Linked DNA regions of Homo sapiens: region 2 is linked to region 1. The links are chromatin loops, found by intact Hi-C in ENCODE. Cell type or tissue: Caco-2. All regions are shown on one strand. Links, peaks and the distances in the headings refer to the core of each region. The heading gives the core; the rest is flanking DNA. Region 1 overlaps BBOF1 (basal body orientation factor 1). Region 2 overlaps ENTPD5 (ectonucleoside triphosphate diphosphohydrolase 5 (inactive)).

Region 1 (9,149 bases), core at 838-8,837:
CCAGGAAGAGGCACTTACTTAATTATCTTATGTGAATACAAGTGAATATGTATTTCTTTTTTTTTCTTTTTTCAAATGTGAATATGTATTTCTTATTAACTTATTCTTCCAACAATATTTGATCATGTGTGCCAGGCAATGCCAAGCAAAACAAATAAAAAAAGAGAAAAATTTAATAGTAATATAATAGAGTTATATACTATCTGCATATTAGAGTTGTATAAATAGTCATATACTGTCAATATCCTCTTCCCATGCAGGAAGTTAATAAAAACAGATGAATCTGTGGTGGACAGAGCCAAGGCCAATGCCTCCCTTTGGGAGGCCAGGTTGGAAGTCACAGAACTCTCTAGGATTAAGTATCGTGATACTTCACGGATACTGGCAAAAAGTAATGAGGACTTAAAGAAAAAGCAATGTAAAATGGAGAAAGACATAATGTCAGTATTAAGTTACCTGAAGAAGCAGGATCAGGAGAAAGATAATATGGTAGGTAGGTAGAAAGCCTCCTTGGCCTCATTAACTACCTCTATGGTGATGCTGATGTGGTTATGTATTTCAAAGATTTTTAATTCCTTGAAATCTTAACATATACTTAAGACATTTCAATTGACCTTAACTCTGTTTGAAGCAAGACACTTTTTCAGAATGGTTTTACTGTTATCGGCTCTCTTTTATTTTCAATCCTTGTTGCATGTTTTCTTGTCTGAAGCAAACAGAGATTGATGATCATAAGGGAACTTTATGATCTACTTTATTTTAAGGATAAGAGCATGGTATGTGATCTATATATTTTTTGATGCTGATTTTTAGTTTTAAAAATTTGTAAAGCAGTTCACTGATAATCCATGATAACTTTCTGAACCCAGCAAGTTGAATCTTTATTTTTATTTTTGGCCAGTTGAATCTTGTATCTTATTGTACCTTATTAAAGTGTTGAGAGTAAAGCTATCATTTTATATTTGGAAGAAAAAAGGAGGCCGGGTGTGGTGGCTCACGCCTGTAATCCCACCACTTTGGGAGGCTGAGGTGGGCAGATTGCCTGAGCCCAGGAGTTCGTGACCAGCCTGGGCAACACAGTGAAACCCCGTCTCTACTAAAATACAAAAAATTAACCGGGCATGGCTGCATGTGCCTATAGTCCCAGCTACTCGGGAGGCTGAGGCAGGAGAATTGCTTGAACCCGGGAGGCAGAGGTTGCAGCGAGCTGAGATCATACCATTACACTCCAGCCTGGCAGCCTGGGCGACAGAGCGAGAGACTCCATCTCAAAAAAAAAAAAAAAAAAGAAAAGAAAAGAAAAAGGGAAGGGAACTAACATTTTGGAGCCACTACAATGTACTATACTGGGTGCTTTACCTCTCTTGATTCTTTTACTAACCTCCTATTTAATTATTTTTATGACCCCATGTAGCTATAATATTGTTATTTCCATATTACAGATGAAGAAATTGACTTTCAGAAAGGACAGGTAACTTGCCCAAAGTCACACCCCTAGTGGGTGTTAAAAGTGGAAATTCAGGCTGGGTGTGGTAGCTCATGCCTATAATCCCAACACTTTGGGAGGAAGAGGCTGGAGGATAACTTAGCTTAGGAGTTCAGGACCAGCCTGGGGAACAAAGCAAGACCCAGTCTCTACACAAAGTAAAAAATAGCCAGGCGTGGCAGTGTGCACCTGTAGTCCCAGCTACTCGGGAGGCTAAGGCGGGAGGATCACTTAAGCCCAGGAAGTTGAAGCTGCAGTGAGCCATGGTCATGTCACGGCAGTCCAACCTGGACATCAGAGCAAAACTCTGTCTCATATTATTATTACTTTATTATTATTTTTGAGACAGGGTCTCTCTCTATTGCCTGGTCTAGAGTGCAGTGGTATGATCACGGCTCACCACAGGATCGACATCCGGGCTCAGATGATCCTCCTGCCTCAGTCTTCCAAGTAGCTGGGACTACAGGCACGCACCTCCATGCCTGGCTAATTTTTTGTATTTTTGGTAGAGACAGGGTTTCGCCATGTTGCCCAGGCTGGTCTTGAACTCCTGAGCTCAAGTGATCCACCCGCGTTGGCCTCCCAAAGTGCTGGGATTGCAAGCATGAGCCACCATGCCTGGCTGATTTTTTTGTAGTTTTTGTGGAGATGGGATTTCGCCATGTCGCCCAGGCTAGCCTCGAACTCCTGGGCTCAAGAAATCCTCCCAACTTAGCCTCCCAAAGTGCTGACATTACAGGCATGAGCAATAGCACCTGGTCCAGAAATTTCTATCTTTATTTTATTTTATTTTTTGTATTTTTAGTAGGGACGGGGTTTTGGCATGTTGTTGGCCAGGCTGATCTGGAACTCCTGGCCTTGAGTGATCCGCCCACCTCACCCTCCCAAAGTGTTGGGATTACATGCATGAGCCACAAAACCTGGCCAATTTTTATTTTTAAAATTACTCTTTTAATAGTAGGTATTATTAAATTGCCCTCTATAAAGTATTGTTCTAAAGTAAGTTTTTTTAGTCAACCATAGAAATAATTTCCAAATGTGTTACTTAGATGCTTTGTTTTGTGGCTTGTAATAGCTCATTGTTATTGGTCTACATCAGTATCACTTGTACTTCCTGATTCTCATCTGCCTCCTTATATCAAAGGGCAGCATCTGGCAGTAACAGGTGGGTAATTTTTATAATCATGGATTGCCATTAAACCAAAAGAAACAACCTTGGGAGGAAGAAACAAAGTAGACTAAATATATCCTCATTAACTAGCTTTCCCATAGTTTTGTTACTCATTTTGCTATATACTAGAAAAATGTTATGTTGTTAAACTTTGTTTAAACTGTTTATAGTCATGTTAATTATAGAAATAATAGAAATGAAATGTGTTTTGAAAACTATTTTATTATGAACAAAATTAGGAGATTCCCCTTAAGAGAATTTAATGCTGTACTGAATTAATCACAGAATAATCTCATTAAATGTCACACCAGTTTTATGTGATTTAGGATTGTCCCAGTTTATTTTTTAGAATATCTAGATTTTTTCCTAAGGTGGTCTAAAACATTGTACATAGTATCTCACTTGTGTCAACAACCATGTCAACAAGTCTTTAGTTTAAAAAGCTACTCAGATTCCCTTCTAAAACAAACCAGCATTCCTTGGAGAAATGGTTGATTTCAGGACTGGAACAGGGAATATAAAACATGAGGCTGGGCTGTTCATGGTGGCCCATGCCTGTAATCCCAGCACTTTGGGAGGCTGAGTGGCGGGGTGGGGGGGGTGCATCACATGAGGCCAGGAGTTTGAGACCATCCTGGCCAACAGAGTGAAACCCCATCTCTACTAGAAATACAAAGAATTAGCTAGGCATGGTGGTGCGTGTCTGCAGTCCCAGCTGCTTGGGAGGTTGAGGCACGAGAATTGCTTGAACCCAGGTGGCAGAGGTTGCAGTGAGCCAAGATTGTGCCACTGCAGTCAAGCCTGGGCAACAGAGTGAGACTCTGTCTCAAAAAAAAAAAAAAGAGAGAGACTGGGGGCGGTGGCTCATGCCTGTAATCCCAGCACTTTGGGAGTCCAAGGCGGGTGGATTACTGAGGTCAGCAGTTTGAGACCAGCCTGGCCAACATGACGAAACCCCATCTCTACTGAAAATACAAAAATTAGCCAGGTGTGGTGGTGGGCACCTGTAATTCCAGCTACTCAGGAGGCTGAGGCAGGAGAATCATTTGAACACAGGAGGCGGAGGTTGCAGTGAGCCAAGATCATGCCATTTTGCACTCCAGCCTGGGCAACAAGAGTGAAACTCCATCTCAAAAAAAAAAAAAAAAAAAAAAAAGAGTCTGGAATATGTTATTGTGCCAGAAAATAAAAAATTTTAAAGGACATGGCCTTGTTTGAAGGGGCTTCCATTGGCCAAATCTGGGACAATCAAAATATTAGGTTGGTGCATTAAAAGAATGGCAAAAACCACAATTGCTTTTGCACCAACCTAATAAATAATAGCAAAAATGGCTGGGTGCAGTGGCTCACACCTGTAATCCCAGAACTTTGGGAGGCCGAGGTGGGCAGATCACCTGAGGTCAGGAGTTCAAGACTAGACTGGCCAACATGGCAGAACCCTGTCTCTACTAAAAATACAAAAATTAGCCGGGTGTGGTAGTGTGCACCTGTAATCCCAGCTACTCAGGAAGCTGAGACAGGAGAATCGCTTGAACCCAGGAGGTGGAGGTTGCAGTGAGCTGAGATTGCGCCACTGCACTCCACCCTCAGGGACAGAGTGAGACTCCATCTCAAAAGGAAAAAAAAAAAATGGCAAAAACTGCAGTTGCTTTTGCACTGACCTAATAAATAACAACAGTAATAGATTATAACCTATTGAATGAAATAAAAATCCACGAGTGTGTACTACTAATAAACACATACATGAATAAATAAGGGAGAAAGGAAGCCTTTTTTTTTTTTTTTTTTTTTTGAGACAGAGTCTCGCTCTGTCACCCAGGCTGGAGTGCAGTGGTGCGATCTTGGCTCACTGCAACCTCAAAGGATCACTGCAAAGGATTCTCCTGCCTCAGCATCCTGAGTAGCTGAGACTACAGTTGTGCCACCACCCCGCCTGGCTAATTTTTGTGTTTGTAGTAAAGACGGGGTTTCACTGTGCTGGCCAGGTTGGTCTCGAACTCCTGACCTCAGGTGATCTACCCGCCTCAGCTTCCCAAAGTGTTGGGATTACAGCCATGAGCCACCTCGCCCAGCTTTTTTTTTTTTTTTTTTTTTTTTTTGCAGAAGAATGCCAATTAATAAATTTCCAAGGAGTGATGGAGTTAGAAAAATCACCATTTGGCATCACAGTAATAACTGAATCAGTCAAGAATCATCAATGGATGCTAAAACCTACTGGGTGAAAGTTTGATGAGGAGGATAATTGCATAGTCTCAAAAGATTGTACCACAAATTACTTAATAATCACAGAAGAAAAAATAATAACTTTTAGGTGGAGAAAGTGGGCAGACACAACCTTAACCAACTGGTTAAAATTAGCATCAATCACCTAATGATGTGATGTACTGAAAAGGATACATCATCACTTAGGTACTATATATAACCTACCAAAAACATACAACCTGAATCTACTCATGAAGAAGCATCAGCTAAGCCCAACCCTGGCCAGTATTCTTTTTAAAAAGTCAATTTAAAAACAAAGACCAAGAAACTGTTCCAGATTAAAGGGGACTAAGACACATGACAGATAAATGCAACGCATGATCAAGGGTTGTATTGTAGACAAGAAAAATAAAAAATTGCAATAAAGGACATTATTGGGATAATTGTAGCAGAATTTAAATATAGAGTATATATTACATAGTAGTATATTAATGTTAGACTTCCTGATCTTTATAATTTTATAGTGCTTGTAAAAGGGAATGCCCTTTTTCTTCAAAAATAGATACTGAAAGGCCAGGCACAGTGGCTCATGCCTGTAATCCCAGCACTTTGGGAGGCTGAGGCTGGTGGATCACCTGAGGTCAGAAGTTCGAGACCAGCCTGGCCAACATGGTGAAACCCTGTCTCTACAAAAAATACAAAAAATTAGCCAAGTGTGGTGGCGCATGCCTATAGTCCCAGGTACTTGGGAGGCAGAGGCAGGAGAATTGCTTTAGCCCAGGAGGCATAGGTTGCTGTGAGCCAAGATTGCACCACTGCAGTCCAGCCTGGGCGACAGAGTGAGACTCTGTCTCAAAAAAAAGAAAGAAAAACAAATAAGGAAATAGATACTGAAGTCTTCTGGGGTAAAAGGTCATCTTGAAATTGACATTACCCTTTACCACTAAAGAAATACACACACACACACACACACACACACACACACACACACACACACAAATAGAGGGAAAGCAAATGCGGCAAAATTAATGTATATGGGTGAATAGTATGGGAATTTTTTGTACTCTTCTTGAAACTCATCTTGGCTAGGCGCTATGGCTCACACCTATAATCCCAGCACTTAGGCCAAGGCAGGGGGATCACTTGAGCCCATGACTTTGAGACCAGCCTGAGCAACATGGCAAGACTCCATCTCTATTTTTTTTTTTTTTTTAGACAGAGTCTTGCTCTGTCACCCGGGCTGGAGTGCAATGACGCCATCTCGGCTCACTGCAACCTCTGCCTCCCAGGTTCAAGTGATTCTCCTGCCTCAGCCTCCTGAGTAGCTGGGATTACAGGCATGTGCCACCACGCCTGGCTAATTTCATAGTTTTAGTAGAGAAGGGGTTTCTCCATGTTGGTCAGGCTGGTATTAATGTTGCTTTTATTTTTAACCACACACACACACACACACAAAAGTTGACCAGGTACTTCTGATGATAGCCAGGTTTTAGAAACTGGCAATAGCAGGTTGAAGGTATGGGAAATTTCCTGTCCCCTCTTCTCTTTCCACCTCACTCACCTCTTTTGCCATATTGGTTTTAGTATTGTGTGAAACTAGTCTACTTAATAAAGGTAGACATAGAGCAGTTTCTTTATCTTCATGACCCTGTATTTTGATTTTCAACAGATTGAAAAACTGAAACAGCAATTAAATGAAACAAAGGAAAAAGCCCAAGAGGAGAAGGATAAATTGGTGAGTTATCTATGTGTACTAATACTCCACTTACTGGATGGTCAGGTTTCTGGCAAGCTCAGGTATTTAAGACCCAATGACAGTGAGTGAGTAAGTTCTCTGGGCAGGCTAATGACCTTAAAGCTTGATTGTATAGAAATTCAAAAAACCAGGCTGGGCATGATGGCTCATGCCTGTAATCCCAACACTTTGGGATGCTGAGGCGGCGGATCACCTGAGGTCAGGAGTTCGAGATCAGCCTGGCCAACATGGTGAAACCTTGTCACTACTAAAAATTTAAAAATTAGCCAGGCATGGTGGTGCATGCTTATAATCCCAGCTACTCGGGAGGCTGAGACAGGAGAATTGCTTGAACCTGGGAGGCAGAAGTTGCAGTGAGCCAAGATCGCACCATTGCACTCCAGCCTGGGTGACAAGAGTGAAACTTCATCTCAAAAAAAAAAAAAAAGTTTAAAAACAACATATTATAAAAATAAGTTATTGTAAAAAACCATATAATATTAAGATTGCTTCCTGATACTGAATTTGTTATTGTTTCTAATGCTTTTCAGTGGATGGAGCTAGGAGATACACGTTTTTAAAATATTAAAATAGATCATGACTCTATACTAATACTTTCAGTTTACATGCAGGAATATAGAATTTTTACTTAACTTTATCTGTATCTCCTTTATCCCTTGCCAAAAGTCCTTATTCTTACTGATACCAATATAATTACCTAGTTGCGTAAACCCCAATATATCAATCTCAGAATGCTAATATTACCACCAAAAATAAATTGCTGAAAACAGTTTAAGATTTTGGGGGGCATTTTTCTCCCTTAGGATATATACCAGTAAGGATCTATGATAAAATTGCAAGGCTTAAGAACCATTTGAAATTCTTTTCTATGAGGTTATGCCACCAACTCAACAACACATTTTGCTTTTGATTTTTAGAGGTTGCTTTTTATTTTTTCATTCTACTGTATTTATTTAATTTTTTTAGATATGGGAGTTTTGCTATATTGCCCAGGCTGGTCTTCAACTTCTGACCTCAAGCAGTTCTCCTTGCCTCAGCCTCCCGAGTAGCTAAGACTACAGGCATACACCACCACACCTGACTTAGAGGTTGCTTTTTATTTATTTATTTTTATTTTTTAATTTAATTTTTTTAGAGGTTGCTTTTTAAAAAATTAGTTTTGCCTATAAAATTAAGTAAAATATTTACATGGTTCTAAAGTCTGTAAAACAAGTTGCACGTCGAGAAATCCAACTTTTTTTTTTAGATGGAGTCTCGCTCTGTCGCCCAGGCTGGAGTGCAGTGGCGCAATCTCTGCTCACTGCAAGCTCCATCTATTGGGTTCACACCATTCTCCTGCCTCAGCCTCTCGAGTAGCTGGGACTACAGGCACCTACCATCATGCCCGGCTAATTTTTTGTATTTTTAGTAGAGACGGGATTTCACTGTGTTAGCCAGGATGGTCTCTCGATCTCCTGACCTCATGATCCGCCCGCCTTGGCCTCCCAAAGTGCTGAGAAATCCAACTCCTATCCATGTCTTTTCCACACTGTCTTCTCCCTCTCCCTGTAGAAAACCATTTTATTTATTTTGTGTTTTATCCTCTCTTTAAAAAAAAAGGTTGCTTAAAAAATTGTTTCCTTATCAGAAAAGCTAAAAAAAAGTCATAAACATATATATATATATATATAGAGAGAGAGAGATTATATATAAGGAGATTTTATATATATAGGTTATATATAAAATCTTTCTTAGATAAAAGGTAGCATGCAATATACATAAACCTGCACCTGCTTTTTTTATTTAACAGTATGCCTTGGTGATCACTCCATAGCAGTATGTAGAGACATTCCCTTTTTCTTTTCTTTTCTTTTTTTTTTTTGAGACAGGGTCTCCCTCTGTTGCCCAAGCTGGAGTGCAGTGGCACAATCATGGCTCACTGTAACCTCAAACTATTGGGTTCAAGGGATCCTCCCACCCAGCCTCCGGAGTAGCTGGAACTGTAGGCGAGTACCACTACACCTGGCAAATTTTTGTATTTTTTGTAGAGATGGGGTCTCCCTGTGTTACCCAGGCTGATCTTGAACTCCTGGCCTTAAGCGATCCTTCCAGCTTGGCCTCCCAAAGTGTTGGAATTATAGGTGTAGGCCACCACGCCTGGCATCATTCCCTTTTATAGCTGTGTGATGATTATTGTGTGGATATATCATAGTTTATTCAAATGGTCCCTGTCTTAGTTCAGGCTATTATGACAGAATACCATAGACTGAGGTGCTCAAACAACAAACATGTATCTCTCATCATTCTGGAGGCTAGAAGGTCAGGGTGCTAGCATGGTTGAGTTCTTGGTGGAGGCCATTCTTCTGGTTCACAGATGGCCGCTTCCTGCTGGATCCTTACTTTTGACAGAGAGAGAAAGCTCTGGTTTTTCCATCTCTTTCTTCACCAATCCCATCATGGAGGCTCCACCCTCATGATCTCATCTAAACCTAACTACCTCCCAAAGGTCACACCTCCAAATACCATCACACTGGGGATTAGGGCTTCAACATAGG
Region 2 (9,338 bases), core at 703-8,702, 48 kb before region 1:
ACTCTGCTTCCTGTGCCTCCAATGTAAAGCTCAGGGCTTGAGCAAGCTCCTGCTGAATGTATTCGTAAAGCCTGGGATTTCTGCAGACACTTCAGCTGCCTAGACATAGGCTGTTACCCCTGAACAAGTAGACCTCATTCTAAAAATGGCTAATAATATACATCAAAACTTCTGAACTTATAAACTAGAAAAGGAGTTTGCCATTATTAGGTCCATTATACAACATTTGCCTCCCAATTCAACATAATCTTTTCCTTCATAGAATGGCTATCAAGGAAGGGAAGAAGCAAGCGGAGTATCTGTGTCACCCTCACCATCCCCCCCCAGCACAGGTACCCAGACAAACCTTCTGTCTCCAGGGCTCCCAGGGTTGCTAGTCTTGCAGCTTTCAATCCAAATCCCAGGTAACTGTAAAATACAGGATTGACTAATTTCATGCTGGTCCTGAAGTTCTCTAGCCTAAAGCTACCTCTTTCAAAAGTAACATTGTTCCTGTGTCCCTCTGGAAAGATGAAAACCTTGTTCTGTCTGTGACATATTCATCTCCTGTGGTCAACAAGGGGTAATTTCTGCACAGTTTGGATCAAGGCTATGCAGTAAGAATTCCCCACAGTTATCATTCAAAGGCCAGAGACAGTGACAATTCCTAGGGTCCCACACTAGGAACCATTCCCAGAAAAGCTCTCTTTAGCTTAGCTCCTAGCCCCAACTGGGATCACATTCCAGGCTGGATTCTGAACCTCTGAAGGCCAGCTCAAAGGAGCTGGCAAGGAGCTTTGCCTGAGCCTTCTTGAAGTGTCCTCTCCCTACAGAAAGCTTTTGATTCTTTTTTTTTTTTTTTTTTTGAGACTGAGTCTTGCTCTGTCGCTCCGGCTGAAGTGCAGTGGTGTGATCTCGGCTCACTGCAATCTCCGCCTCCAGGGTTCAAATGATTCTCCTGCCTCAGCCTCCTGAATAGCTAGGATTACAGGTGTGCGCTGTCATATCCAGCTAATTTTTGTATTTTAGTAGAGACGGGGTTTCACCATGTTTGCCAGGCTGGTCTCAAACGCCTGACCTCAGGTGACCCACCCACCTCGGCCTCCCAAAGTGCAGGGATTACAGGCATGAAGCCACTGCACCCAGCCGAAAACTTTTGACTCTTAAGTCATATATTAATGCTTTTGAGGCCAAGAATGGAGAAGCCTCTTAGGCTCCTCCGGCTTTGTAAGTGGACCGGGTTTCAGTTGATAGGCCTTAGGGAATTGGCACAGACTTTGTTTTTGCTAATCAGATACAATAACAGATTTGAGAATGCTTTGGAAAGTTAGGAGAATCATACAACATGAAATATTCTTCTTCCCTGTCCCCGTCCTCACCTATGTGTATAGAGCTTATAAGTGCTGTTAAACATCTCAAAGGAAGTGAGGTAGCCCCTAGGAGTTTGTTCCAGAGTTTTCTGCAAATCAGAAAAAGCAAAAAGACTATTCAGGATCTGTAATTACCTGAAGATGTTCACACCACCACCCGTCCCTCCCAGCAAAAAATCAGAGATGAAGACAGATTAAGGGGCTAATCTCACTAGGCTTGAGGAAACGAAGGGATTCTGAACAGTGAGATGGCAAGGGAACATTCACCTAGTTATTAATTGACTTGACTCTGCCTAAGCGTGGTAGAGCTGCTGGCTGAAAATGGGGCGCCTCTTTCTTGGCACCATGATACGCCTGCCAAGTGCACTTCTAACCAGATCTTCATTAAATGACTCACCTCAAACTGGGGCAGGAACGTGATTTGGGTGGAGGCTCCCCCTAGGTCCAAGGTCCCCACAGTCTCCTGTCTGTGGCCATGCAGCTGACCTGTCAAATGAGAGCCAGCTCTAAATAGCCTCGACATCCTGGGCAGCCCAACACTTGTCTCTCTTGCTCTTATCATACACTGAAGGTATTCCATACATACTCCACTGCTCCCCAGCCCCAAGGCTGCAGGTGAATGTCAACTCGGAAGGACTCTTGTTGCAGCAGAGGCCTTCAAGGCAGGTGTTTTTTTTTTTTTTGGAAGGCCTTTTTGGAGACAGAGTCTTGCTCTATCATCCAGCCTGGAGTGCAGTGGCGCAATCTCGGCTCTCAGCTCACTGCAACCTCTGCCTCCTGGGTTCAAGTGATTCTCCAGCCTCCTGAGTAGCTGGGACTACAGGTACACACCACCATGCCCAGCTATTTTTGTATTTTTGGTAGAGACGGAGTTTCGCCATGTTGGCCAGGCTGGTCTTGAACTCCTGGCCTCAAGTGATCTGCCCAACTCAGCCTCCCAAAGCGCTGGAATTAACAGGCATGAACTGCCACACCCAGCCTCTTTTCCTTTTTTAAAGAAGAAGAAACAATACAGAATGAAAGAAAAGGCTTTTACTCCTCTGACTATGCATGTAAAAGCTAGTTAAGCTCTAAAGATAAACTTGAGGATGTATTACCTGTCAGAAAATTCACAGTAACCCAAGCTAATATGCCTAAAAAGAAAGAAAGACAAGGATTAGATCCCAGAGCATTTTTTCTCTTTCCTGGCCCCAACCTTGTTTTTTTTTTTTCCTCTCTAAATTCCATGTCTAGAGCACATGTTCCCTTCTCCCTGTCTTCTATTTCCTGCTATCTCATTCCTTCTGTTTATTCCTGGCCCCAGTTCCTTTAGTTAGATCTTTCACTGATCCTGCCCCTCTCCCCCTGGAACGCATATCAACACCTCTCCCACCTTCGTCGGATCCATCCATGATGCTAACACTGCCCTTTGGTACCAGGAAAGGTGACTTCCTGAAGATCTCCTTTACCTAGAGAAAAAGGAAAAAAAAAAAAAAAGAATTCCCTAAGGCAATAAAATAGATTTCCATATTTTGACAGTGTCCTGTAAGACTTAGAAAACTACTCCATTTTTCCTAGATAAAATTTTGGCAAAACTCATTCCTTTGCCCTAAGAAACTAGAGAAGAAACTAGGCAAGCCATTACCAGTTTCTTGCAAAAACACAAACACAGAGATTCCTTTGACTTTAAGTAAAGCTAAACCAAACCATCTAAATGTATAGGTGAACTGGACCTATGGAAAGGCATATATTTAACCCTGCCAGCTCAAATCAGGATCCTGTAACTTTTTAAACCTGATAAACTCTACCTGGACATACACTGGAAACTAGGAGGAGCCTTCCCACTCCATTCCTTAGATGAGCTGACATGAACCTGCTGTGGTGAAGTTCACACCTAAGGGCTGAGGTACTCTGCTACCAGCTCCTGTCAGATTCTGGCACATGGCTAGGGTCTCTAGAGCATGGGGAGACTCCAGATCTAGACTTAAGGAATCCTGTTTCAGGAGATGGGAATGACGATCTTGCAAAAACATCTTGCCTCTCCATAATACAGACCATTGATATGGGTGTTAATGTCTTATGTTTATATAATTATCAAGGGAAAGAAAAAAGAATTCTCCAAATAGGATAGGAAGAACGCTAGTCTGTTTGCTGTTCTCATTTCTGATGGATGAAACATACCACATAATGACCTCTGGATCCTGTTTCAACCAGGAAAAACCAGTTAAGTTATATATAAACAAACTTTTAAAGACAGATAAGTGAACAGGATGAAGCACAGCAAGAGAGCTTCTGCTCTTGCCTTCTCCACTTTTCTCCCCCATCCTACAGTTTGTTCTCAAAACAGCAGCCAGAACGGTGCTTTAAAAATGGACGTCAAATCATGTGTTTCCTTGGCTCAAAACCTTCCAGTGGCAGCCGGGCATGGTGGCTCATACCTCTCATCCCAGCACTTTTGGAGGCCGAGGCAGGTGGATCACCTGAGGTCAGGAGTTCGAGACCGGCCTGGCCAACATGATGAAACCCCATCTCTACTAAAAATACAAAAAAATTAGCATGGTGGTGGGCACCTGTAATCCCAGCTACCTGGGAGGCTGAGGTAGGAGAATCGCTTGAACCCAGGAGGTGGAGGTTGCAGTGAGCCGAGATCGCGCCATTGCACTCTAGCCTGGGTAACAAGAGTGAGACTCTGTCTCAAACAAAACAAAACAAAACAAAACGCCAAAAAACAAAAAACCTTCCAGTGGCTTCCTTCTTATAGAAAAAGCCAAAGTGCGGGCGGATCACCTGAAGTCAGGAGTTTGAGACCAGCCTGACCAACATGGTGAAAACCCATCTATACTAAAAATAGAATATTAGCCGGGCATGATGGCGCATGCCTGTAATCCTAGCTACTTGGGTGGCTGAGGCAGAAGAATCACTTGAACCCAGGAGGTGGAGGTTGCAGTGAACAGAGATAGCGCCATTGCACTCCGTCCTGGGCAACAAGAGCAAAATTCAGTCTCAAAAAGAAAAAAGAAAAAGAAAAAGCCAAAGTGATTACACTGGCATTTGAGATCCTACATGATAAACACCCCTTAACCCTGCCTCTCTGAGGTTACCGCCTCCTTACCTCTCATATCGCTCTTTCCTCTCCAGCTATGCTGACCTCCTGGATGCTGTTCCTAACATACCAAGCACATACCTGCCTCTGGCCTTTGCACCTGCTGTTTCTTTAGCCTGGAATATTCTTCCCACAAATGTCTTGTGTAACTTGCTTCTTCATCCCCCTAAGATCTCTGATCAACTGAATTTTATCAAAGACTTCTTCCCTGACTGTCCTATTTAAAATAGCATTTCCCCCACACTATCAACAGATTCCCTACCTGCCTTTCCCTGCTTTTTTTTTTTCCCTCCATAGCACCTGCAGAACCTAACATAACTTTCTTTTGACTTGTTCAGATGTTTATTTTCTGTCTTCCTGAAGTAGAATGTAAGCTACAGGAGTGCAAAGACCATTTTTGTATTTTTGGTTCCCTGCTGAATGTATTCCAGTAACTTCACCAGTACCCAGTACATAGTAAGCACTTTTTTTTTTTTTTTTTGAGACAGAATCTTGCTCTGTCACCCAGGCTGGAGTGCAGTGGCGCCATCTCAGCTCACTGCAGCCTCTGCCTCCCGGGTTCACACCATTCTCCTGCCTCAGCCTCCCGAGTAGCTGGGACTACAGGTGCCTACCACCACGCCTGGCTAATTTTGTGTATTTTTAGTAGAGACGGGGTTTCACCGTGTTAGCCAGGATGGTCTCGATCTCCTAACCTCGTGATCCACCCGCCTTGGCCTCCCAAAGTGCTGGGATTACAGGCGTAAGCCACTGCACCTGGCCCAGTAAGCACTCTTATGTTGAATAAATGAGGAATAAATCAGGAATCAGGATTCAGGTTCTCACAGAGACATATTAGGCTGCTCATCCTTGGATAAGTGACTTAAGTCCTCTGTACTGACAGTCAAAGGAAAATGGATTTAGGGCCTGTAATACAGAGTCCTTTTTTGCCATGATTTTTTTTTTTTTTTTTTTTGAGACAGAGTTTCACTCTTGTCACCCAGGCTGGAGTGCAATGGCACGATCTTGGTTCACTGCAACCTCTGCCTCCCAGGTTCAAGTAATTCTCCTGCCTCAGCCTCCCCAGTAGCTGGGATTACAGATGCCTGCCACCATGCCCAGCTAATTTTTGTATTTTTATTAGAGACAGGGTTTCACCATGTTGGCCAGGCTGGTCTTGAACTCCTGACCTCAGGTGATCCGCCCGCCTCGGCCTCCCAAAGTGTTGGGATTACAGGCATGAGCCACCGCGCCTGGCCTACTATGATTTTCAGTTTCAATCTTTTTTTTTTTTTGAGACAGAGTCTCGCTCTGTTGCCCAGGCTGGAGTGCAGTGGCGTGATCTCGGCTCACTGCAAGCTCCGCCTCCCAAGTTCAAGCAATTCTCCTGCCTTAGCCTCCTGAGTAGTTGACCAACAGGCGTGAGCCACCATGCCCAGCTAATTTTTGTATTTTCAGTAGAGACGGGGTTTCACCATGTTGGCCAGGCTGGTCTCAAACTCCTGACCTCAGGTGATCTGCCCGCCTTGGCCTCCCATAGAGCTGGGATTTTGGGCATGAGCTACCACACCGGGACTTAATTTTTTTTGTAGAAATAGGGGTCTTGCTTTGTTGTCTGGACTGGTCTCAAATTCCTGGCCTCAAGCAATCCTCCTGCTTTGGCCTCCCAAAATGTTGAGATTACAGGCATGAGCCACTGCACCGAGCCTGATTTTTTGTTATAATGAGATTCTGCTTATATTCTTCACAACATGAAATTTAAATTTTATTAACTTACATGTTTATTGCATAACAAATATATACAATAAAATTTAAAAATACTGAGTTTGGCTGGGCACAATGGCTCATGCCTGTAATCCCAGTACTTTGGGAGGCTGAGGCGGGCAGATCACCTTAGGTCAGGAGTTTGAGACCAGCCTGACCAACATGGCGAAACCCCATCTCTACTAAAATATACAAAAATTAGCTGGGAGTGGTGGCGCACGCCTGTAGTCCCAGCTACTCGGGAAGCTGAGGCAGGAGAATCGCTTGAATCTGGGAGGCAGAGGTTGTAGTGACCTGAGGTCGCACTACTGCACTCCAGCCTGGGCGACAGAGCAAGTCTCCGCCTCTCAAAAAATAAATAAATAAATAAATAAATAAGAATAAAAATAAAAATACTGAATTTAACAAAACTCTCTATACTTAAATTTTTGATCTGAATAAGAAGGGAGTTGAAATATATGACTTAGGGCCGGGTGCAGTGGCTCACGTCTGTAATCCCAGCACTTTGGGAAGCCGGGGTGGGTGGAGTTTGAGGCCAGGAGTTTGAGACCAGCCTGGCCAACATGGTGAAACCCTGTCTCCATTAAAAATACAAAAATTAGCCAGGCGTGGTGGTGCATGCCTATAATCCCAACTACTCTGGAGGCTGTGGCAGAAGAATTGCTTGAACCTGGGAGGCGGAGGTTGCAGTGAGCCAACATTGTGCCACTGCACTCCAGTCTGGGTAACAGAAAAAAAAAATGTATATATATATATATGACTTCACCAGGCGTGGTGGCTCATGCCTGTTCCTATAATCCTAGCACTTTGGGAGGCCAAGGAAGGTGGACTGCCTGAGCTCAGGAGTTTGAAACCAAGCCTGGGCAACATGGTGAAACCCTATGTCTACAAAAAAATTTATAAAAATTAGCCGGGTGTGGTGGCACATAACTGTAATCTCAGTTAACTGGGAGGCTAAGGCAGGAGGATTGCTTGAACCTGGGAGGTGGAGGTTGCAGTGAGCCAAGATCGTGCCACTGCACTCAAGCTTGGAAGACAGAGTGAGACTCTGTTTCCAAAAAAAAAAAAAAAATCAAACTTTAAAGTTCCATTATTCTTCTCAAAAACTTTATGCTGAGAGGAAAAAAGCCAGATATACAAAAATAAAAATAAAAACTGTATAATTCCATTTATATGAAAAGAATAAGCAAAACTTATAGTGACAGGAAGCAAATTAGTGATTGGTTGGTTTCAGGGGTGAGGGAAACTCACTATAAAAGAGCATGAGGAAATTTCTATTTCTTGTCAAAACTCATTTAACTGTACACCTAAAATATATAATTTTTTGTTTGTTTGTTTTTTGAGATGCAGTCTCGCTCTGTTGCGCAGGCTGGAGTGCAGTGGTGTGATCTCAGCTTAGTGGAACCTCTGCTTCCTGGGTTGAAGCGATTCTCCTGCCTCAGCCTCCTGAGTAGCTGGGACTACAGGCGTGCGCCACAATGCCCAGCTAATTTTTGTATTTTTAGTAGAGATGAGGTTTCACCATGTTAGCCAGGCTGGTCTCAAACTCCTGACCTCAGGCAATCCACCTGCCTCAGCCTCCCAAAGTGCTGGGATTACAGGTGTGAGCCACCGTGCCCAGCCTAAAATAGATATATTTTATTGTATGTAAGTTTATCTTAATAAAGTTGATTAGAAACGACTTCTGATTCTGCTTTAAAAATCTAAAAGAATGAAGAATATCAGCCAGGTGCAGCAGCTCATGCCTGTAATTCCAGCACTTTGGGAGGCTGAGGCGGGCAGATCACGAGGTCAGGAGATCGAGACCATCCTGGCTAACGCAGTGAAACCCCGTCTCTACTAAAAATACAAAAAATTAGTCGGGTGTGGTGGCAGGTGCCTGTAGTCCCAGCTACTCCGGAGGCTGAGGCAGGAGAATGGCATTAACCTGGGAGGTGGAGCTTGCAGTGAGCCAAGATGGCGCCACTGCACTCCAGCCTGGGTGACAGAGTGAGACTCCATCTCAAAAAATAAAAATAAAAATAAAAAGAATGAAGAATATCCTAGATAGAAAGTACTTTAAATTTTTTAGGAAAAGCTCTATACATTTAAGAGTGATAGTTAAAAATGTAAACAACTAGCTATAACAAGTGGTCAGAGTCATCACAATGCTTTGGCAGTGGTGGAATACTGAAGGTAGTGGTCACATTCCAAAAGGCTAAAAACTCATAAAGTATTCATATAGGGAAAAGGGCAGAATGATCCAAGATGCAGTTTTAAAACTTACCTCAAAGAGCAGAGCCTTGGCTTTGTGTTCTGGCAGTAAGCGTAGTCCTGCTGTTGCCTTTAGGACCACTGGGGTCTTTTTCCAGTGACTTCGGGGGATTGAGTCTTTGGCCACCTCTAAGAGCCCTTGAACGGTCTCAGCACCCTTCAAAAGAGATAACCCGTTCATCTGATGAACGATCCATTTAGTGGCTGGCACTGGTCTATTCTGTCAACATACTTTGTGGGAGCAAGAAGAGGGAGGTGGCATAGGGCTCCAACCTCTCTCTGCTCTGTAGCAGGAGAAACCTAGAGAAGTGGGCCGCTTTGAAGGAGAATCCAGGCCAGGCGCAGTGGTGTCTCACACCTGTAATCCCAGAACTTTGGGAGGCCAAGGTGGGTGGATCATTTGAGGTCAGGAGTTTGAGATCAGCCTGACCAACATGGTGAAACCCCATCTCCACTAAAAAATACAAAAATAAGCCAGGCATGGTGGCACACACCTGTAGTCTCAGCTACTCGGGAGGCTGAGGCAAGAGCATTGCTTGAACCTGGGAGGCAGAGGTTGCAGTGAGTCAAGCCTATGCCACTGCACTACAGCCTGCGCAACAGAGTGACACTCCATCTCAAAAAAAAAAAAAAAAGGAGAATCCATTTCATTTTGACAGTCCTAATAAAAAATTATTATTATTATTATTATTTTTTTTGGGACATTCTTGCTCTGTCACCCAGGCTGGAGTGCAGTGGCATGATCTTGTGATCTTGGCTCACTGCAACCTCCACCTCCCAGGTTCAAGCGATGCTTGTGCCTCAGTCACCCAAGTAGCTGGGATTACAGGCATATGCCACCACACCCAGATAATTTTTGTATTTTTAGTAGAGACAGGGTGTCACCATCTTGGCCAGGCTGGTCTCGAATA

The links. Peaks named below come from ENCODE experiments on the same cell type or tissue, not always from the same donor. Only the 100,000 strongest peaks of a DNase experiment are listed, where the experiment ranks them.
Region 2: a loop joins it to region 1, with 12 times the contacts of the local background. A loop is called at or near these places in 3 of 110 quality-filtered maps.

The regions. Positions count from the first base shown.
Region 1 is chr14:74,022,656-74,031,804 of GRCh38, forward strand. BBOF1 (basal body orientation factor 1) reads left to right here. Exons shown (of 12, transcript NM_025057.3): 2 at 261-489; 3 at 6,529-6,594. Among named protein-coding and RNA genes, the nearest start is that of BBOF1, 7.9 kb to the left of the region's middle. In Caco-2, for the core only: no CTCF peak of the experiment used is centred there; a DNase peak (open chromatin) is centred at 5,686.
Region 2 is chr14:73,974,578-73,983,915 of GRCh38, forward strand. It overlaps ENTPD5 (ectonucleoside triphosphate diphosphohydrolase 5 (inactive)), which reads right to left. Exons shown (of 16, transcript NM_001249.5): 6 at 8,441-8,584; 7 at 2,722-2,797; 8 at 2,447-2,482; 9 at 1,747-1,835; 10 at 1,359-1,438; 11 at 347-408. Among named protein-coding and RNA genes, the nearest start is that of COQ6, 29 kb to the left of the region's middle. In Caco-2, for the core only: no CTCF peak of the experiment used is centred there; no DNase peak of the experiment used is centred there.